2 separate regions of the Homo sapiens genome follow, and region 1 is linked to region 2. The links are chromatin loops, found by intact Hi-C in ENCODE. Cell type or tissue: natural killer cell. All regions are shown on one strand. Links, peaks and the distances in the headings refer to the core of each region. The heading gives the core; the rest is flanking DNA. Region 1 overlaps DKK3 (dickkopf Wnt signaling pathway inhibitor 3). Region 2 has its middle 16 kb from the start of MIR8070.

What was found. Peaks named below come from ENCODE experiments on the same cell type or tissue, not always from the same donor. Only the 100,000 strongest peaks of a DNase experiment are listed, where the experiment ranks them.
Region 1: a loop joins it to region 2, with 5 times the contacts of the local background. A loop is called at or near these places in 12 of 110 quality-filtered maps.

What each region holds. Positions count from the first base shown.
Region 1 is chr11:11,962,782-11,973,425 of GRCh38, reverse strand. It overlaps DKK3 (dickkopf Wnt signaling pathway inhibitor 3), which reads left to right. Exons shown (of 7, transcript NM_001018057.2): 4 at 4,939-5,031; 5 at 6,328-6,472; 6 at 7,461-7,617; 7 at 8,740-10,390. The coding sequence ends at 8,962. Among named protein-coding and RNA genes, the nearest start is that of DKK3, 41 kb to the left of the region's middle. RefSeq lists enhancers at 3,065-3,688, 3,689-4,312, 4,313-4,936, 4,937-5,561 and a silencer at 6,404-6,453. In natural killer cell, for the core only: CTCF peaks have their summits at 6,193 and 6,392 (motif pointing right); a DNase peak (open chromatin) is centred at 6,395.
Region 2 is chr11:11,793,489-11,804,132 of GRCh38, reverse strand. No RefSeq gene overlaps it. Among named protein-coding and RNA genes, the nearest start is that of MIR8070, 16 kb to the right of the region's middle. In natural killer cell, for the core only: CTCF peaks have their summits at 4,917 and 5,116 (motif pointing left); a DNase peak (open chromatin) is centred at 5,122; H3K27me3 peaks cover 77 bases.

The DNA.
Region 1 (10,644 bases), core at 1,596-9,595, 170 kb before region 2:
TTGACCGTGAGTTCCTGCCTTCTGTCTCTGGGGATGCATGGGGCCCAGAGCCCTGTCCCGGGCAGGTGCTACTAAGTTGTGACTGAAGAAGAGGAGAGAGAAATGGTGATCTCCCCAGCAGGAAATGAAAAGTGTCTGTCGGCTCCAGTCCAGTCAAGCTGGGTGACCTCTGGGCAGATTCTATCCTTAAGTCTCAGTTTCCACATCTGTGAAGTAGGGATAAGGACTATGTCAAGGAGACTAGAGAGAAATTGTGCCAGGTGGCGGGCACTAGTGGTCCTATCTGGCCAGGGCTCTGTGCCTGCATGTGATGGATTGCAGGCATAGCCTTTGAAGTGCTTTTTGATGTGCCTTTCACTTCAGGATGGAGTCCCTCTTCTGGTCCCAGGGCTAAGAGGTAGATAGAGGCCCTGCAAGGTACTCATTCCTTACTAAAACAAGACCCCAAGCCCAGAGCCCCTGCCTTCCCTCCCAGGCCTCTTATTTCTGATCTCAGCTTCTCAGCCATCCAGAGCCCAGTTGGGTGCTGAGGCCCCTTTAAAAAGCCCAGAGCCCCCGCCTTCCCTCCCAGGCCTCTTATTTCTGATTTCAGCTTCTCAGCCATCCAGAGCCCAGTTGGGTGCTGAGGCCCCTTTAACACCTTGGCTCAAATGTGGACAGAACCCTTGAGCACAGCTAAGAGCAATTAGAATTATGGAAAAGAAAAAAACCTGGATTTCTCAGCTCAGGGCCTGTCTGTGCTTGGAGGGCACTGACACATGTCCTCTCCACCCACCCACTCAGTTCTACTAAGGGTAGAGGGCCTGACCTCTTCCTCAGGTCTAACAAACACTGGGAAAGGTGAGGCCAGCCCCTACTGCTAGCGGTCTTCAGGAGAGACTCAATACAAACAGCTTTACTGGATGGAGAGCCTGGCCTTTGTACAACAAAAGGTCACTCTGCCCCAGGACTTGCCTGGGGTGGACATACAGGCCACTTCCCACCTGTTTGACACCCTCAGGATGTAGATAAGTCAGGACTAGATGTTTGATCCCCGAGTGCTGACCAGGACAGAGATGTCAAGCTTTGGTGGATGCCTTAAGGCCCTGTTGATTTAGACCTTCCTTTCTGCTCACAGACTGGCCCCCTGGCAGGGGTGCACCATAGCGGGATCAGGCATTGGATGTGTGGAGGAGCAGATGCATAGCTATCTGTTGCTATGGCCACCGTTCACCAAGCATGAACTCTGTACAACAGCCCTGCAAAACAGCTCCTGCCTTCATCTTTGTTTTTAATAGAGGTAGAGTCAGCAGCCCAAGGTTTCACAGCTGTTAAGTGGCAAAACTAGGATTCAGTTTGTGCACCTTGGAGTCCGGAAGTCTCTAGTATGACCACAATTCTTAAAGAGTGTGTTCCTGCTGGGAATGGCAGTTGCACATCCAACTAGACAAGCTGGTGGGCTCGATTATAACAAAAGCCTCAAGCTTTCTTGAGGGGAGTCATGTGGAACTAACCTACCAGCACTCCTTGCTGATACCCCAAAGGAAACCAGTAGCTTTGGTATATTTAGGTTTTTCAAAGGTTTTTGGCAAAGTTCCATGCCAAAATTTTTTTTCCGTACCTAGAAAAACAATTAAGTTTGAAGGGAATATGCTTTGTCATGCATAGGAGCCTGTTTAGGGAAAGGAAGATATTCCTAAGGATGAAAATGCACCCGTCTTGATGGATAATTGTAAACAGCAGGGTCTTATAGGAATTGATGCTAGAAGAATCTTAGCTCATATTTTTAATTAAAGATCTGGGAGAGGAAATGTATAGTGAAAATCGCAAGTCTACGAAGGCCTTTCGGGGGAATGAGAAGCCAAATTAATGGAATGTATGTTTTTTGCTCTAGTTCTCAAACCATTGCTAATGATCTGCATTTTGTTGGCCTGTTTGCCACAGTAAGATGCAAGTGCTTTCACCCACTCAACACATATTTATTGTGCGCCCATGATGTTCCAGCCACAGTACTGGGCACAGGCATGAGTGTGGTATTATTCTGCTTTACAGAAGGGCTTTACAAAAGCTTATGGTTTCAAAATTTCCCTGCTTTTGTTTATGGTTCTAACCCTTGCTTGTTTTAGAAATCATTATGCAAAGAACAACTGCATTCTTTTTAATGTCTGCATGGAGGGATTTTTCTGTGAAATGACTGTACAATAATCAGTTCCCTCTGGTTGGACATTTTTGTTATTTCTGGATTATAAATAATATAACGATATAGCCTTAAACACACTTGTTCTCAGATATTTACATATATGGACAAGTGTTTCTGAGGGTAGTCACCAGGAAGGGAAATGATTGGGTCAAAGGACATATACATTTAACTATTTGATAGATGCTGATGGATTGCCTGCAAAAAAAAAAAAAAAAAATCTTCAATTTTAATTACCCCAAAGCATTTGGCAATGCCTATTTCCTGAAACTAACATTGAATATTTTATTAGTTTCCTATTGATGCTGTAACAAATTACCACACATTTACTGGATTAAAACAACACAAATTTACTGTTTTCCAGTTCTGGAGGTCAGAAGTCCAACACAAGTCCCACTGGGCTAAAAGCAAAGAGTGGGCAGGGCTGCATTCCTCTCTGGAGGCTCTAAGAGAGATTCTGCTCCTTGGCCCCTGGCCCCCCTTCCATCTACAAAGCCAGGGATGGCCAATGGAGTGTCTGTGACACCTGGCATGATATCACTCTGACACTGTCTCTTCCTCTATTCCCTTTTCCATTTTTAAAGTCCCTTGTGATTCCGTCAGGTAGGTGCTCCTGGATAATCCAGAGTGCGCTCCCTACCTTCAGGTCAGCTGATTAGCAACCTGCATTCCCTCTGCCTCTAATTTCCCCTTCCTATGTAATATAACATACCCACAGGTTCCGGGGAATAGGATGTGAACATCTTTGGGGGTGCTGTTATTCCACCCACCATGGAGACATTCAACCTTTCTAATTTCTTCCATTCTAAGTGAAAAAAATGGTGTTATGCTCTTTTAAGTTGCATTTCTTGATTGATTTCATTGGTGAGGTTGAACGCCTTTCTATTTGAAGAGGCAAATTTCTGTTATTCTAAGTTGTCCGTTCATACCCTTTGTCTCCTTTGCCACTGGGTTGCTCTTTCTCTCTCTCTTTTTCCAATTGAATTACGAATTTCTTAAGGGCAGAGGCCTCCTCACATTCACCTTTGTGTCCCCAGTCCCTCAAAATATGGCTGGTTCAGAGAAGGGATTCTGTGCCTGTTGGCCCTTCCTTTCTCCCAAATGTCGTCCCTCCCACTCCATTTTCTTGCCATTCTGCTTTGGAAAGAACGTCGGGAGGCTTCCGGCTGAGCAGCCTGAGTTGTGTCTGTGCACAAGAGCGTGTGCTGGGCTGAGACAAAGCGCGTCTGTGATTTGTTCCCAGCCCTGTTGGGACTTCTCTGGCCGCTGGGGCTCTGGCTCAGACTCAGTCCCTTCACTTGGGCGGCCGTTCACCCTACTCGGAGCCTCGGTTTTCTTATCCGTAAAAACAGCGATGGTATCATGCCTGACATTTAAGGGGTGCTGGGAAAGTAACTGAAACAAAAGCATCAATGCTTGGCAAGGGAGCACCCTGGTTGCTGGGCCGCCAGCACTTGCAGTGTTGATCAGAGCAGCAGAGCCCCTGGAAGGGGACTGGAGGCAGCTGCCGGAGGTCCAGGCCTGCCCGGCCAGGCTCTTCCAGGTGGGGCTCCACACCTGCATTCAGGATGGGGAGGATGCTCTGGGTCAGAGGGGAGAGCCGGTCCTTCCCTTCCTCAAGACCCTTCCAGAAGGTCTGCTGGGCCCCAGAATACCAGGCCTCAGGAGGGTCCTTCTCACCACTGGCTGCTACATGTGGAGCCCTGAACCCCCTTGGCTCAAGGGCTGGTGGTGGAAAGAGACCCTCCACCCTGAACTAGTCACATTATCTTGGAGGGACCTCTCTGCCTCCATTTCCCGGCTGGCAATATAGAGAAGGCAGTCCCTACCTGCCTCCTGCTGGGAGGAGTCACTGAACAAGATCAGGGCCGTCAAGCCTGATACCTCAAAAGGGCGATCAATGGCCATTCCTGTCATCATGTTCCCTCCTCCCCTGCCCTCCTTCCCCTGCTGTAAAGCTGCCGGTTCGTAGGCCTGAGCCTGACAGCAGGTCCAGGAGCTGAAGCAGCCCTGCTTCTGCCAGTGACCGGCGACCATGGCAGGTCACAGTGCCCTCGGCCATGGCTCCCTGTTCTGTGACTCAGGCCTTGGGGTGGACAGATTCCCCTCACTCCTTCTCTCCCTGTTTCTCCAGCCAGGCAGAGCTGGCAGCCATGAGGAGACAGCACCTGGGCTGGGAGGGCTGGAGTCCAGCCACCCTCCTCTAATTCATTTCCAAGCTGGCAGCTGCCTTTCCCTCTTGCAGGGACCCTAGACCCAGGACCCTGAGGGCGCTCTCTGTGGGCAGGGCTGTGGCTTTCTGGCAGGGTCCCTAGCGATGCCCCCTCTGCTGCCTCCCAGTCTTCACAGTCAGCAGAGCCCTTGGGGCCTGTCTTCCAGCCTTTCCTGTGCAGTCGGGCGGGCCTGGACCTCATTAGCACTTTTTATTAAATCCATATGTTCTGTGTGGAAGACCAGCCCTGAGTCCCTGTGCTCCCGCCCTGGGTGTGGGTGGGGGAGAACTGTGCACAGATGGCGATTGTGTGAATTTGGTGTGGGATCCTCCAGGCTCTGGGCTGCCAAGCCTCCTAGGCATGGAGATGCTGAAGGGCAGTGCAGCCAGGCAGGGATCAGGAGCGACTAGAGTCTGGAGGCCTTTCCTGACCCTGCTGAGCCTGTGGGGTCAAGAATGGGGAATGGAAGCGGGCCTGGCCCTTCCTGGGCACTGTGGGCCTGCTGCTCTGCTCTCCATTGACACATCTGCTCCCTGTGCCCTTCCCCAGGAGTGCATCATCGACGAGGACTGTGGGCCCAGCATGTACTGCCAGTTTGCCAGCTTCCAGTACACCTGCCAGCCATGCCGGGGCCAGAGGATGGTGAGTATGCCAGGGCCTCTGGGGCTGTGGCACCAGGGTCTCAGGCACCTGGGGGAGAAAGCCAGGGGCCCCAGCGTTCTCAGCTGGGCTTCCCAGAAGAGCCTCACCATGATGGGGAGGACCCAAGAGGGCTCCCCAGAGGGCTGACTCCTGGAGGACAAGGAACTCATTCCAGTTTGGGATGACAGGAAGCCATCTGCAGACCCAGGGCCACTCCCATCCACCCCATGTCCTCTGGTCATGTTGTTTGTGTCATTGATGGTAGAGAAGGGGAGGGACGGCCAGGCACCGTGGCTACACCTGTAATCCCAGCACTTTGGGGAGACCAAGGCAGAAGGATCTATTGAGGCCGGGAGTTCGAGAAGGGGAGGGAAGGGAGAGGAGGTGTCCCTACACCTGTTGCTTCCCCTGGGGATGACCCATCCTAATAGACAAACAGAGACATTCCGGCAGCCCCCAGGCAGGGAGAGCGGCAGCTGCTCTCCTTCTGGACCTGCACCCCACCCACCAGATCTTTCTCCAATCTGCCAATAAGAGAGGGCAGAGGGACAGGGCAAGAAGAGGCCAGGGCACTGCCCCAGTGCAGGTTAGATTGGGAAATGTGGAGCCAGGGCAAAGGAGACTCTTCACCCAACAGGCATTTTGGACGAAGCCACATGGACTCACAGACTTTTCATAGTCATTTTTCCTTATTCAGACAATAACACAGCATGCTAATAAGCTTGGAAAGTCAAGCAGTTCTTATTACCTTACCCGACTGTCTGTGGTGAGGCCACTGCTGTTGCACCTCGCAGCCAACCCCACTCGGTACCGTCACTGGGCACAGCCGTGGGGACCTCACTTTGCTCTCTAACTGCCATGCCCTGTGTGGCTGCAGGACCCTGGCACCCACAGGCCATCCTCATCTTGGGCTGGCTTGGGCCTTAGTTTAATCGGCTCATCATTGGGCCTTGCCTCTTTGGGCCTGGACCTAGGGACCTAAGGAAAAAGGGAACAGCACAAGTCTGTGGGGACCACAAAGACCCCCTGCTGTTCTTTGCAAAATCTTAAGCTGTGGAGAAAGACTCAGATCCATGAGTCCTCCCGGTGCCATTTTTCCAGCGTTCTGACCCCCATGTCTCGCCAGCCAAGCTCCCACCTCTGTCCCACTGACTTTCACTGAAATCTCAGCCTGGTCTGCCTGTCTCTACAATGGGAGGATGCAGGTTGGCCTATCTGTGGTATCTTCAGGCTGGGCTCTCAGCAGGCCCCCAGTCCCTAAGCCGCTGGCTCTAGGCTCTTTCCACCTGTCTGCAGCTCTGCACCCGGGACAGTGAGTGCTGTGGAGACCAGCTGTGTGTCTGGGGTCACTGCACCAAAATGGCCACCAGGGGCAGCAATGGGACCATCTGTGACAACCAGAGGGACTGCCAGCCGGGGCTGTGCTGTGCCTTCCAGAGAGGTGAGTGGCCTCCCCTCAGATGCAGGAAAAACCCTGTCCCAAGCTCCACCACACTGGACCTCCTGGAGCCACGTCCATGCCAACCACATGGTTTCGCGTCCCACCTCTTGGATAGGCTCCCAAATGCTCATCAGTGTGTGCTGCACTCCCACAGCCTCTGCCCGGAGTGGGAAGACCACCTCTTTTTTTTCCCCTGTTGATGCTCAGAAAAGTTAAATGACTTCAGGATGCAAAAGCCCAGTCTGGAATGGGGTGGGACTAGCAGCCCCCTCCCTCCCACCACTCCTTATTTCCCAGGTTCCTCTACCTGTGAATCACCCGCTTCCACTCCCATCTTCCGTCCTGCCTCTCCCAGGTGAGGTCTGCTCAGGCTCTCTCCGCCCCCACTAGGGTTTTGAAAAATTCTCATTTGCCGCCTCCCCAGCTCTGCATCCCCAGCCCACTAGTCCTCCCTGTACCTGCCGCCTCCGTGATCTTCCTAAAGGGCTGCTTTTTGGGTGTTGCTCCCCTGGGACCTGCAGCAGCTCCTGTTGTCTCCCACGATGTTCAGACTCCTTAGGCTGTCTTGTGAGGCCTCATGCAGCTCCAACTTACTTGCCCTCCTTTTCTCTCCACTACTTCTTGGCCTATTTGGGAATTTCACCGGCCCTGACATTTTCCACTGAGCTCAACCCCAGGCCTTTGCTGGTGCTGTCCCTGTGCCTGAATGCCTTTGCCTCCCTCTTAATTTCTCCAGACTTTCTGGCCCTCAAAATCCAGCAGAAGCCCACCTCTTCCAGGCAGTCCTCCCTGCTTCAGCCCTACCAATCATTCCCTCCTGAGCCCAGGCTGCTATTCTTGTTTCCTGTCATTCCGTATCTTCAAAACTAGCCTGCACTTTGGGGTTGAGGGTGGGAGGTGGGAGGTTATGCTCCATTTCTTTGCCCCTCCCTTTGGAGCCCTTCTACCCTACACGGGGCACACAGGGGTGACTCTGGGCTGGTTCCAGGCCTGCTGTTCCCTGTGTGCACACCCCTGCCCGTGGAGGGCGAGCTTTGCCATGACCCCGCCAGCCGGCTTCTGGACCTCATCACCTGGGAGCTAGAGCCTGATGGAGCCTTGGACCGATGCCCTTGTGCCAGTGGCCTCCTCTGCCAGCCCCACAGGTGAGGCCCCCTAACCCTCACTCTCAGGGAGCCAAGGGCTGAGGAGGTGCCATCCAGCAGGGGCGTAGGAGCAGGAGCAGGTTTTCCCTGGGGGAGGTGTAGATTCCCTTTAGGATTGGTTTGAGAGGTCGTTGGGTCATGCAGATGGAAGGGTCCAATCAGCAGTCGGTTCTAGGGGTCTGGAGCCCAGGCTGCCCAGGAGGCACAGATCTGGGGCTCATCTAGCTGGTGGCTGAAGCTTCATGAGTGGATGGTCCATGGAGAGGACATGGAGGGAGAAAAGCCTGGGCTCCCTCCCCAGACCTGTCACAATGACAGATAAGCAGAGAAAAAGGAGCTGGCAGAGAGGCCACGGGGAGGCCAGGAGTGGCCACCAAGGTGGAGGGTGCAGCCCACACTGTCTGAGGCTGCTGAGACTCCATGAGGCATGAGGCTCAAGCCTGGCCAGCTTCTCAGGGCACATCTCCCTGTCCTCCCCGCAGCCTCTACTCAGTCTTCTCTCCCAACAGAATCCAGGGCTGCTGGGCAGACAGGCAGAACTCCCATTCCCCACGGCTCTGTGCAGTGGCTCACACCTGTAATCCCAGAGCTTTGGGAGGCCAATGCAGGAGGATTGCTTGAGGCCAAGAGTTCAAGACCAGCCTGGGCAACATAGGGAGATCCCGTCTCTACCAAACACATTAATTTTTTTTAAAAAAAGGAATTCTTCCTCCCTATTCCCACAGAGGTCCATGGCTCCCTGCATGTGGCTAGACTACACCCCAGAGTCAGGCTGACTCCTGCCTGGAGGCCCGAATGGGCCACAGTCTTTGAGGGGCTGTGGTGCTGCTACATAGCACTCAGGTCCTGCCCCTGGGCTGCGGGGCCTGAGAGTCACAGGAGGTCAGGCCTGCGCTGGAGGAGGGGAAGCTGCCCCCCACCAGCACATTCTCCCAAAGTGAGCCTCCCTCAGCCATCATTTTAAGATAGATGTTGACGGGAAGTGAAGTGTCTCTGTTGAAGAGACAGGAGAGGAGGGGGCATGAAGGTGAGGCTGGGAGCCCCACAGAGTCAGGGCGCCTTAGCTTTCGGCCTGGGCAGGCTCCCACGTTTAGAGCCTGGCTTTGTCCCATCTCTCCCCAGCCACAGCCTGGTGTATGTGTGCAAGCCGACCTTCGTGGGGAGCCGTGACCAAGATGGGGAGATCCTGCTGCCCAGAGAGGTCCCCGATGAGTATGAAGTTGGCAGCTTCATGGAGGAGGTGCGCCAGGAGCTGGAGGACCTGGAGAGGAGCCTGACTGAAGAGATGGCGCTGAGGGAGCCTGCGGCTGCCGCCGCTGCACTGCTGGGAGGGGAAGAGATTTAGATCTGGACCAGGCTGTGGGTAGATGTGCAATAGAAATAGCTAATTTATTTCCCCAGGTGTGTGCTTTAGGCGTGGGCTGACCAGGCTTCTTCCTACATCTTCTTCCCAGTAAGTTTCCCCTCTGGCTTGACAGCATGAGGTGTTGTGCATTTGTTCAGCTCCCCCAGGCTGTTCTCCAGGCTTCACAGTCTGGTGCTTGGGAGAGTCAGGCAGGGTTAAACTGCAGGAGCAGTTTGCCACCCCTGTCCAGATTATTGGCTGCTTTGCCTCTACCAGTTGGCAGACAGCCGTTTGTTCTACATGGCTTTGATAATTGTTTGAGGGGAGGAGATGGAAACAATGTGGAGTCTCCCTCTGATTGGTTTTGGGGAAATGTGGAGAAGAGTGCCCTGCTTTGCAAACATCAACCTGGCAAAAATGCAACAAATGAATTTTCCACGCAGTTCTTTCCATGGGCATAGGTAAGCTGTGCCTTCAGCTGTTGCAGATGAAATGTTCTGTTCACCCTGCATTACATGTGTTTATTCATCCAGCAGTGTTGCTCAGCTCCTACCTCTGTGCCAGGGCAGCATTTTCATATCCAAGATCAATTCCCTCTCTCAGCACAGCCTGGGGAGGGGGTCATTGTTCTCCTCGTCCATCAGGGATCTCAGAGGCTCAGAGACTGCAAGCTGCTTGCCCAAGTCACACAGCTAGTGAAGACCAGAGCAGTTTCATCTGGTTGTGACTCTAAGCTCAGTGCTCTCTCCACTACCCCACACCAGCCTTGGTGCCACCAAAAGTGCTCCCCAAAAGGAAGGAGAATGGGATTTTTCTTTTGAGGCATGCACATCTGGAATTAAGGTCAAACTAATTCTCACATCCCTCTAAAAGTAAACTACTGTTAGGAACAGCAGTGTTCTCACAGTGTGGGGCAGCCGTCCTTCTAATGAAGACAATGATATTGACACTGTCCCTCTTTGGCAGTTGCATTAGTAACTTTGAAAGGTATATGACTGAGCGTAGCATACAGGTTAACCTGCAGAAACAGTACTTAGGTAATTGTAGGGCGAGGATTATAAATGAAATTTGCAAAATCACTTAGCAGCAACTGAAGACAATTATCAACCACGTGGAGAAAATCAAACCGAGCAGGGCTGTGTGAAACATGGTTGTAATATGCGACTGCGAACACTGAACTCTACGCCACTCCACAAATGATGTTTTCAGGTGTCATGGACTGTTGCCACCATGTATTCATCCAGAGTTCTTAAAGTTTAAAGTTGCACATGATTGTATAAGCATGCTTTCTTTGAGTTTTAAATTATGTATAAACATAAGTTGCATTTAGAAATCAAGCATAAATCACTTCAACTGCTCTTCTGTAGTTCTTGGATTTCTTTTCCCTTTTGACTTTGAATAAATGTAAAATCCTTTCAGCCAGAAAAAGTAAAATAGAAACAACCTGTATTAAAAATCTTCCATAGAAGCAAATTTGCCACCCAACTGAAGCACACCTCTTTCAGCATCAAAATATTTTAGAAATCTTAACTATTTTTGGATGGGAATTTGTCTTAAAGAGTGTAAATGCTTCACGGCCTTCTGAAAGGACAAATGGAATATGTATGACTCTTTTTTTAGGGGAGCCTTCTTTAATCAAATGCAGTTCTGGGCCATAAGACAGTAAGATCCTCAAGGACCAT
Region 2 (10,644 bases), core at 1,344-9,343:
GGATTGGATAAATAAAATGTGGAATATGGAATACTATGTATATAGCATATACACACACCATGGAATACTACTCAGCCATGAAAAGAATGAAATCATGTCTTTTGCAGCAACATGAATGGAAATAGAAAGTAAAAACCCATGCATTCTCACTTATAAGTGGAAACTAAACAATGTGTACACATGGCCATAGAGTTGAATGTAGGGGATGAGGGATAAAAATTACCTTTTAGGTACAGTGTACGCTATGTGGGTGATGGGTACACTAAAAGCTCAAACTTCAAAACAATATATCCATGAAACAAAACTGCACTTCTACCCCCAACTCTGTAAAAATTTTAAAAAAAAGAAAATTGTATGTATATAATACAGTATTATTGACTATATGCACTATGCTATGTAGTAGATCTCCAGAACTTATTTATCTTGCATAGCCGAAACTTTGTATCCTTTGGCCATCACCTCCTCATTTTCCTCTTTCCACCATGCCCCTGACAGCCACCATTCTACTCCCTGCTTCTGTGAGTTTGACTATTTTAGATTCCACATATAAGTGATTGTCTTTCTGCATTTGGCTTGTTTCATGTAGCATAATGTTCTCTAGATCCACCCATGTTGCAGCAAATAACAGGCTCGCTTTCTTTTTTCAGGATGAATTGTATTCCTTTATATTTATATACTACATTTTACTTATGTATCCATTGATGAACATTTATATTGTTTCTGTATCTCTCGAGGTGTTAACACTGAATTGTCAGCTAATATAGATAAAGCAATGGTAGCTGACCTCCGTTTTGAGTAAAAGTAGAAAATACTAATGTTAGTTGACTACTTTTCTAGAAAAGAAGTTTCTAAGGCCAGGCACGGTGACTCACTCCTGTAATCCCAGCACTTTGGGAGATCCAGGTGGGCAGATTGCTTGAGGCCAGGAGTTTCAGACCAGCCTGGACAACATGGCGAAACCCTGTCTCTACTAAAAATACAAAAATTAGTTAGGTGGGTGGCACATGCCTGTAATCCCAGCTTCTTGGGAGGCTGTCACAAGAATCACTTGAACCTGGGAGGCGGTGGTTGCAGTGAGCTGAGATTGTACCAGTGCACTCTAGCCTGGGCAACAGAGCAAGACTCTGTCTCAGAAAAAAAAAAAAAAGTTTTTTAAAAAAGTAATAATCCTCAGTGTGGCTGTGTTTATTTATAGGAAATAGTTGAGTGAATAGTAAAAAAATTGTTCCTTGATAGTTTACAAAGAGGGATTTTTGGCAAATGTAAAAATGACTATGTTTTGGCCGGGCATGGTGGCCCACACCTGTTATCCCAGCACTTTGGGAGCCTGAGGCAGGCGGTTCATGAGGTCAGGAGATCGAGACCATCCTGGCCAATATGGTGAAACCCTGTCTCTGCTAAAAATCCAAAAAAAAAAAAAAAAATAGCTGGGTATGGTGGCATGCACCTGTAGTCCCAACTAATTGGGAGGCTGAGGCAGGAGAATCGTTTGAACCCGGGAGGCAGAGGTTGCAGTGAGCCGAGATCGCATCACCGCACTCCAGCCTGGCAAGAATGAGACTCTGTCTCAAAAAAAAAAAGACGATGTTTTAATTTTTTTCTAAAAGTTTTGGTACCTCTTTCTTTTCTCTTCTCTTTTGTTTCCCTGTTTTCTAAATTGTGTCCATTCATTCATTCCAATACAAAATATTTACTGAGTGCTTATTATGTGCTGTGGAAGTGGTGCACTGTTCTTATCCCCAATTTCTCCCCAATATCTCACAACACAGTAGAAAAAAATATCAGTGTAGTAGGGTTTTGCCTTGAAATAAAGCTATCTTCCATTTACGGGCCAAGTATGCCAGGGCATGTGTGGAGGAGTGGGCTTATCTATTTGCGCTAAGGTCTGAGGGAAGGTGTTTATCATAATGGAGATAATTTGGGTCAAAAACACTACCTCATCTGTGTAAAAGAAGAAGCATTTCTGAGTCCAGGATTTTCTTAGATTGTTCATGGACCCAAGCTTGCGTCTCTAGGAACATCAAAAACACAAGGGGACATTGCTTTGGAAGAATGTACAACGTGATGTTCTGAAGGCCAGGAGCAAATCCCCTCCAGCCCTGCAGGCAGGTCTTACCTATAATGAGCACGCACACTGCTGCAGAGCCAACCCAGGACCCACCTGTTGTGAAAGGCATGGTTAGCTCACCTGGCATTGTCAATCTCTGGAAATGCAATGAATGGAATAGGACTGCTCTGGGGACAAGTCTTGGTACCAACCTGTTCTTCGCGAAGATGGAGCCGCTGCCAGTGTGACTCCAGGACTGATTTCCCAGTTAGCTAAGGACCTTCTCATGGTCTTGTTACCTTAATCTCTCCTTCCGACCAGCTTCTTATTCAGCTCTGTTAGTACTCATTCCTCCCCTGCCTGTTCTTCTTCCACAAAGAGTCCTCAAGTCCTTGGCTCCTGTTTTTGTCCCATCCCACAAGTACTGCCCTGCACATTTTTCTTTGTGAACTCACATGGTTAATTATCTGAGCCACTTCCTTGTCAGAACTCTGGGTTCCCTCACTTTCTCTCATTTGGCTGGACTCATCCATCAGAAAACTAACTCTGGATGTATGAGACCTCTGTCTTCTCAGCTCCTACTTCTGGGCTGCTGCTCCTGCTGCTAGAAGAAGTGTAGATTACACACACTGTGCCACTGCGATTAGCTCCTCCTTCAAGAGCTCATTACTTGCCTTAGCCTTCACCACCTTCCTCAAGCCCTATACCACCCCTGAGTTCTCATCCCTGGCATGTGGTTTTTCCTCCTAGGGACATTGAGGCCATTTCCTTACTTCCTTTCTCCCTTTAATTTGCTCTTATTGAACTTTGTCCTTGCCAATCCCCTGAGATCTCTTTCCGTATGCGTTAATAGCATCCATCTTGTAAAATCTGATGGTTGGTTCTCAGTCCTCTTTCAACTTGAACTTTTAGTGATATTTGACACAGTTGGTTCCTTTCCCTTTCTTGACCACTTTCTTCATTTGGTTATGGGGACACTGCAGAAGTCTTTGACTTCTTTTCACCCATTGGCTGTTCCATCTTATCTTCTTCCCTAGCTCCTCTTTTTTTTCTGACGTCCAAATATTTGAATGTCTCAGAGCTCACTTCTCAGCCTCATCTCTGCTCTTTCTTACTCAGTAAGAAATCTCAGCTGGTGTTCTGACTTTAAATGCCAACTATAGGCTGATCATTCTGGAATGTGCATTTCTATATGCACTTTCTGTCCTGAATTCCAGACTTGTATTTCCAGCTGCCTACTTGGCATATTCCCTTGGGTCTCTAGTAGACATCTCAAACTCCACACGTCCAAAACAAAGCTCTTGATTTCTCCATGTCAAATTGCTCCTTCATGGCTTCTCCATCCTTGTTGCCCAAGCCAAAATAGAGAGTCACCCTTGATTCGTCTCTCTCTTACCTTCCACTCTACTCTATCAGAAGAGGTCCGTAATCCATTTACTTTGCTCCAGACCACCATCATTTCTCAGTGGAACAACTATCCCTGCTTTCGCTATTCCCCTGCCTTCATTTTTCATACAGAAGCCAGGGAGATCACTTAGCAACTTACATTAGATAAGGTCATTCCCTTGATTAAAACCTTCCACAAGCTTCCCATGATACTCAAAATCTAGGTTCCCAAACCTTACTTCCAAAGTCCTGTGTGATCTGGCCTCTGGCCGATCTCTCTAATCTTACCTTATTCCCTTTTCTCCTTTGCCCATTCTATTCTAGCTTCACTGGCCTGCTTTGGATTTTTTCAACCTCGTAAGCCACTTCTTTCCCTGATTTTCACATGGCCTTAGAAAGTCTAAATGACATCTCAGAGAGGTTTCCCTGACCACTCATTCTAAAGGAGCCCGACACCTATCACATCACCATATTTTAATTGTCTGCATAACACTTATCTCTGTTGGATATTTTTCTTGTTTATTTGGTATTGTCTGCTCCAACTAGAAGGTCATCAGAAACTTTGCTTTGTTCATTCATGTATTCTCTGCACAATTTGACATGGGTCATTTACAAGATGATTGTATACGTCAGTCCAAGGCATGGGAGAATAGGCTGGAGATGCCGTAGGCTGACACCTTATGTAATACTTCACCAAGACCTGCTGATTTTACCTCCTAAACATTTTTCTATTCCAGGGCTGTCCCTCCATATAAAAGAGATGGAGAAGGCACAAAGCTGTCATCATTTCTTTATTACTTCAACAGTTTCCATCTGGTCTTCCTGCCTTCAGTCTTATTTTCTCCGATCCATTCTCTGCCACAGTTCCTAAAACATAAGTCTGGCATGTCACTCTCCTGTTTAAAACTCTTCAAAGGCTTTCAGTCATTTGCATGATAAAGTCATTAGCCTAACAGTATATTCTGTGTTGTGATAGGTGGTCTCTGTCTCTATGTCCTTCTTGTTTTATTCTCCAAGAATACCCAGCTGCTTGTAGGGCACTGTGAATACTTTGCTTTCCCTGTTTCTGTGTCTTTGCTCATGTGCTCCACTCTGCCTTGGACTGTCTGGCCTTTAGAAGCCATGTGACCTTGGGATATCACTTATTCTTCTGAACCTTAGTTTCCTAATAATCATAATTCTTCACAGGGGCAACGTGAGGGTCAAATGATATCATGTACAGAGAAAAAAGTACAATGCCTGTTGTATAGCATGTGCTCAAAAAATTGCAATTGTATTTTTCAACAATGTTAATGTTGACACTAATACTACTAAACCATAATATAGTGGAGCTAGTGTAAGATTTCTGGTACTTTCTTGGGTTACTTGCCTTGGGAGAAAGTAACCAGATCTGACTAAAAATTTGAACTACCAGCTCTGATTTTCCAGTCCTCCTTCCCTGTCCTTCCTAGAAAACTTGAAATCCACATAATTCTCACCCAAGGATTCTCAAATCTGCAGGGACAAGACAAGCACTTGTTCCTCATTGGGCCCTGGGACCCTCCCCGGCTGTGCTCTCGGGTGAGGGGGTCAGTTGGGATTGTCCAGCATTTCTGTGTCTTGGGAATGGAAATTAAGACTTCGGAGTTTTCCTCCAGTCTTTCTCATAGACTTACTGAACAGCCAGGTTTCAGAGACATGCTGGAGCCCCCTGGTGGTGGCTTCTGGGCACGGTAATAGCCATAACTGCAGGGTGAATGGAACCTGTGAAGTTCAAAGTACTTTGTCACTATGTTATCTTGTTATCACTGCAAGGAGTGTTAGGGATCTACTTGGCATCTTGTGGACTGACATATGAGGGAGGATAATGACATGTTCTAAGCTTCCAGGGTGTGGTGGGGATGATGGGAAAGGGCTTTGGTGCCAGTGGGATGGGTTAGCCTGGAGTGCTCCCCAGGGACAAAAAGCAAGGTTGCTGTACATAATGACAACCTTTGACTGGATCAGAATGAGACCCAGGTGAGCCAGGTCTCCTGGTGATTTTTATCTACTTTCAAGGTTTAGCTGCTCTGAGCTCTGTGAATTTCAAGTAGTCCAACAGTCAGTTTGGCGAATACATTCATTTACTTAGAGACTTAATAAATTAAGCCAATAAATACCTACCATATACTAGGTGTTAAGTGCTGTGGCAAGTGCTGTGGCAAATTCTGAGATGAATCATTGCCCCCACCTTCCACAAACTCACAATCTGGTGGGGATTATGAGACTCATAGACAAATAATTGAATGGAAGAACATTCCATGCTCCTGGATAGGAAGAATCAATATCGTGAAAACGGCCATACTGCCAGAGGTAATTTATAGATTTAATGCCATCCCCATCAAGCTACCAATGACTTTCACCACATAATTGGAAAAAACTACTTTAAAGTTCATATGGAACCAAAAAAGAGCCCGCATTGACGAGACAATCCTAAGCAAAAAGAACAAAGCTGGAGGCATCACACTACCTGACTTCAAACTATACTACAAGGCTACAGTAACCAAAACAGCATGGTACTGTACCAAAACTGAGATATAGACCGATGGAACAGAACAGAGCCCTCAGAAATAATACCACACATCTACAACCATCTCATCTTTGACAAACCTGACAAAAGCAATGGGGAAAGGATTCCCTATTTAATAGATGGTGCTGGGAAAACTGGCTAGCCATATGTAGAAAGCTGAAACTGGATCCCTTCCTTACACCTTGCACAAAAATTAATTCAAGATGGATTAAAGACTTAAATGTTAGACCTAAAACCATAAAAACCCTAGAAGAAAACCTAGGCAGTACCATTCAGGACATAGGCATGGGCAAGGACTTCATGACTAAAACACGAAAAGCAATAACAACAAAAGCCAAAATAGACAAATGGGATCTAATTAAACTAAAGAGCTTCTGCACAGCAAAAGAAACTACCATCAGAGTGAACAGGCAACCTACAGAATGGGAGAAAATTTTTGCAATCTACCCATCTAACAAAGGGCTAATATCCAGAATCTACAAAGAACTTAAACAAATTTACCAGAAAAAAATCAAACAACCCCATCAAAAAGTGGGCAAAGGATATGAACAGATACTTCTCAAAAGAAGACATCTATGCAGCCAACAGACACATGAAAAAATGCTCATCGTCACTGGCCATCAGAGAAATGCAAATCAAAACCACCATGAGATACCATCTCACACCAGTTAGAATGGCGATCATTAAAAAGTCAGGAAACAACAGGTGCTGGAGAGGATGTGGAGAAATAGGAACACTTTTATGCTGTTGGTGGGACTGTAAACTAGTTCAACCATTGTGGAAGACAGTGTGGCGATTCCTCAAGGATCTACAACTAGAAATACCATTTGACCCAGCGATCCCATTACTGGGTATACACCCAAAGGATTATAAATCATGCTACTATAAAGACACATGCACATGTATGTTTATTGCGGCCCTATTCACAATAGCAAAGACTTGGAGCCAACCCAAATGTCCATCAGTGATTGACTGGATTAAGAAAATGTGGCACATATACACCCTGGAATACTATGCAGCCACAAAAAAGATGAGTTCATGTCCTTTGTAGGGACATGGATGACGGTGGAAACCATCATTCTCAGCAAACTATTACAAGGACAGAAAACCAAACACCACATGTTCTCACTCATAGGTGGGAATTGAACAATGAGAACACTTGGACACGGGGTGGGGAACATCACACACCAGGGCCTGTCTTTGGGTAGGGGGCAGGGGGAGGGATAGCACTGGGAGATATACCTACTGTAAATGACGAGTTAATGGGTGCAGCACACCAACATGGCACATGTATATATATGTAACAAACCTGCATGTTGTGCACATGTACCCTAGAACTTAAAGTATAATAAAATAAAATAAAATAAAAACAAAAGAAAACAAGAGAAACAAAAAAAGACTCATAGACAGTTGAATTAGAGGGGGGAAAGTGATAATGATTCAAGTAGAAGTAAAATGTAAGTGAGTTCAGAAGAGGGAGATATATCCAACAGTAAAATTTTATAGCAGGGAGCATTTGAACTAAAAGAATGTGAGTTGCAGAGGGCATCCCAGATGGAACCATGGCAGGAAAGCCTGGGTGTGTGTGAAACTGCCAGAAGTTTTGTTTGGTGCATGGAGACTGGAAAGATAGACGGAGGCTACATCCAACTGGGTCCTCATCATCTGTGCAAGGAGTTTGGATCTGATTTCTTAGGCAATGAGCATAACCTGATGAGAAGAGTGTTTTAGGAGAATTCAGTGATAGGACATAGGATGGATGGGAGGAAGGAAGGATGAAATGTGGAGAGACATTAGGTGACTATTAGGATAGTTCAGGCAGGTGGAATGGAGAGGAGAGGGCAACCTAAATAAGTGTTTCATCACTTATCAACATTACTTGGCAACTGATTGTAAAAAGGGCCAATGGACAGAGATGAATTTTTAAAATGCCATGACATTTCCAAACACTGTTGGCTGGGAAGATTGTGGAACCCATAGCAGGTACAGAGGCAAAGCATGTTTGAAAGGAAATGGGAGGTGTTCCATTTTGGTCAAGAGGAGTTTGAGATATCTGTAGAATGTTCAGGTAGAAATTCAGGCTTGGAGTACAGAAGGGAAATGGCTTTGAGACATAGAATATGAGATCAGTTCCACTGAGAAAAAGATAAACCGGTAGAATTTGGTAAGATTTCAGAGGAGGTTGGGAGATCTCTTATCTGTGCAGAAGAAAATGAGAGGCAATGTGAAAGTGGCTTTGTGCTCAGAGGGCAGACCTGAATTTGAATCCTAGCTCTGCCACATAGTCTTTGTGTGACCTTAGACAAGTTACTTAACCTCTTTAAGCCTCAGTTTTCTCATCTATAAGATGGGATGTAATATAGCCTTTTCTTTGGAGGGGATTATGAGGATTAAATCAGATGACATATGCAAAATATTTAGAAGGATGCCCAGCATATGACTGCTTGATAAAAGCTACCATTTTAAAAATTATTACCACTAATAATGACAATGATTATTAGTAGATAATAGTACAATGAAAATGATTAGTAGTACAATGATAGAAAATTGAGGGCACTGACATTTTGGGAGGGTGGAGGAAAAGAAGTCAGAGAGGATAGAAATAGTGGAAGAGGAGAAATGAACTATAGTTTTGCAGCATTAGGCGAGAATTTCAAGGACTTGGTAGCCACTGTTATAATTGAGGTGAGAAGTTAATGTGGATGAATATAGAGAAAATACTGTTAAATTTGGAATGGGAATATATTAGTTTGCTAGGGCTGTTGTAACAAAGTACCACAGACGAGACAGCTTAAACAACAAACATTTATTGTCTTCCAGTTCTGAAGGCTGGAAGTCTTAGATTAAGGTGTCCCAAGGTTGGTTCCTTGTGAGGGCTGTGAGGGAAGGATCTGTTCCATGCCCCTCACCTCACTTCTGGTGGTTTGCCAGCATCTTTGGCTTATAGATGCATCGTCTCAATCTCTGTCTTCATGTTCACATGGCATTTTCGCTGTGTGGATGTCTCTGTTCAAATTTCCCCTCTTTGTAAAGATACGGGTCATATTGGATTAGGAGCCCGCCCTGCTCCAGTATGACCTTGTCTTAACTAATTATATAATATTTATATTATTATATAATTTTAGATATAAAATGATTTTAGATAGAAAATTGAGGGCACTGACATTTTTGGGGGGTGGAGGAAAAGAAGTCAGAGAAGATGGGAAGAAACAGCAGAAGAGGATCAATGAACTATAGTTTTGCAGCATTAGGTGACAATTTCAAGAACTGGGTGGGAAGGATCTGTTCCATGCCCCTCACCTTGCTTCTGGTGGTTTGCCGGCATCTTTGCAGACCAGGCTTCTGGTGGTTTGCTGGCATCTTTGCAGATCATATTATACACAGATTATAATCTGTGGTCAAATTTTACCTAGGGTCAGATTATACACAGATCTGTGGTCAGATTATACACAGATTTTTGTAAAAATCTGATTTCAATTGACTAAGTCTTTTTATTTCTTTTTTATGATAATGTGCTAAATTTTATTGATAATCAAGGAAACATAAATTAAAATAGCGATAACATTACACATTCACTAAATCCACAAAATTTAAAAGATAAATCTGCTGATATTAACTATTGGAGTGAATATAGATCAATGGAAAACTATACCTTACTGAGGGAACTATAAATTGATATAGCCATTTTGGAAATGAATATGCTCCAGGACCCAGCATTTCTCTTTCTAGGTATATCCTAGAGAAACTCTTGTTTATAAACACCACACATGTGCAAAAATGTTCCTAGCAGTGCTATTTGTAATAGAAAAATAATGGGAACATCCCAAATGTCCATCATCATGAGACTAGATAAATAAAATGAAGCATTATACAGTAGTTAAGATGAACAAATCACAGCTACACAGCTATAGCATGAACAAATCTTAAAACTTAATACTGAATAAAGAAAAGCAGATCACAAAAGACTCCATACAGCACAATGCCATTAAAAAAAGTTTGAAAAAAGCAAAGCTTAATTTAGTGTTTAGAAATGCATATATATGGAATAACACTATAAGAAAAGCAAAGGAAAGATACACGCAAAATTTCAGGAGAGTGGTTAGTTCTGGTGGGGATAATAAAGGGGCTTGCAGGTTAATTCATGGACATTGGGAATATTCTAGTTCTTAGGCTAGGTGGTAGATTCATAGGATATTTATTTCATTGTTATGTTTCATAATTTATATATATATAAAACTTTCTTTTGTACATGCTCGGTATGATATAATTAAAAATCCAATAACCAGAATGATTTATAACTAGGGAAATTTGTAGTTTGTGGCTACTAGGTTGTAAATTCCTCAAAGGTAGCTATTTGGCAAAAACAAAATATTCAACAATAATTGGACTCAACAATGGATGAAGAATGTTGTGATATGTGTATACTGATGCTTCTGGAGTGCTTTTAAATGTACTTAGAAGAGATTGAAGATTGATATCATGTGAGTCCCCCTGTCATTTTGTCTTTTTAAAAAAATTAATTTAATTTAATTTAATTTTAAGTTCCAGGACTAAGTCTTTTAAATCAGTCAAAATGATTTCCATTTATAGATTCAGGCTTAATTAGCCTCCAGGGGTGCGATATAGGAGCAGTGGCATGAGGACTACGGCTGGAAGCAGAAAG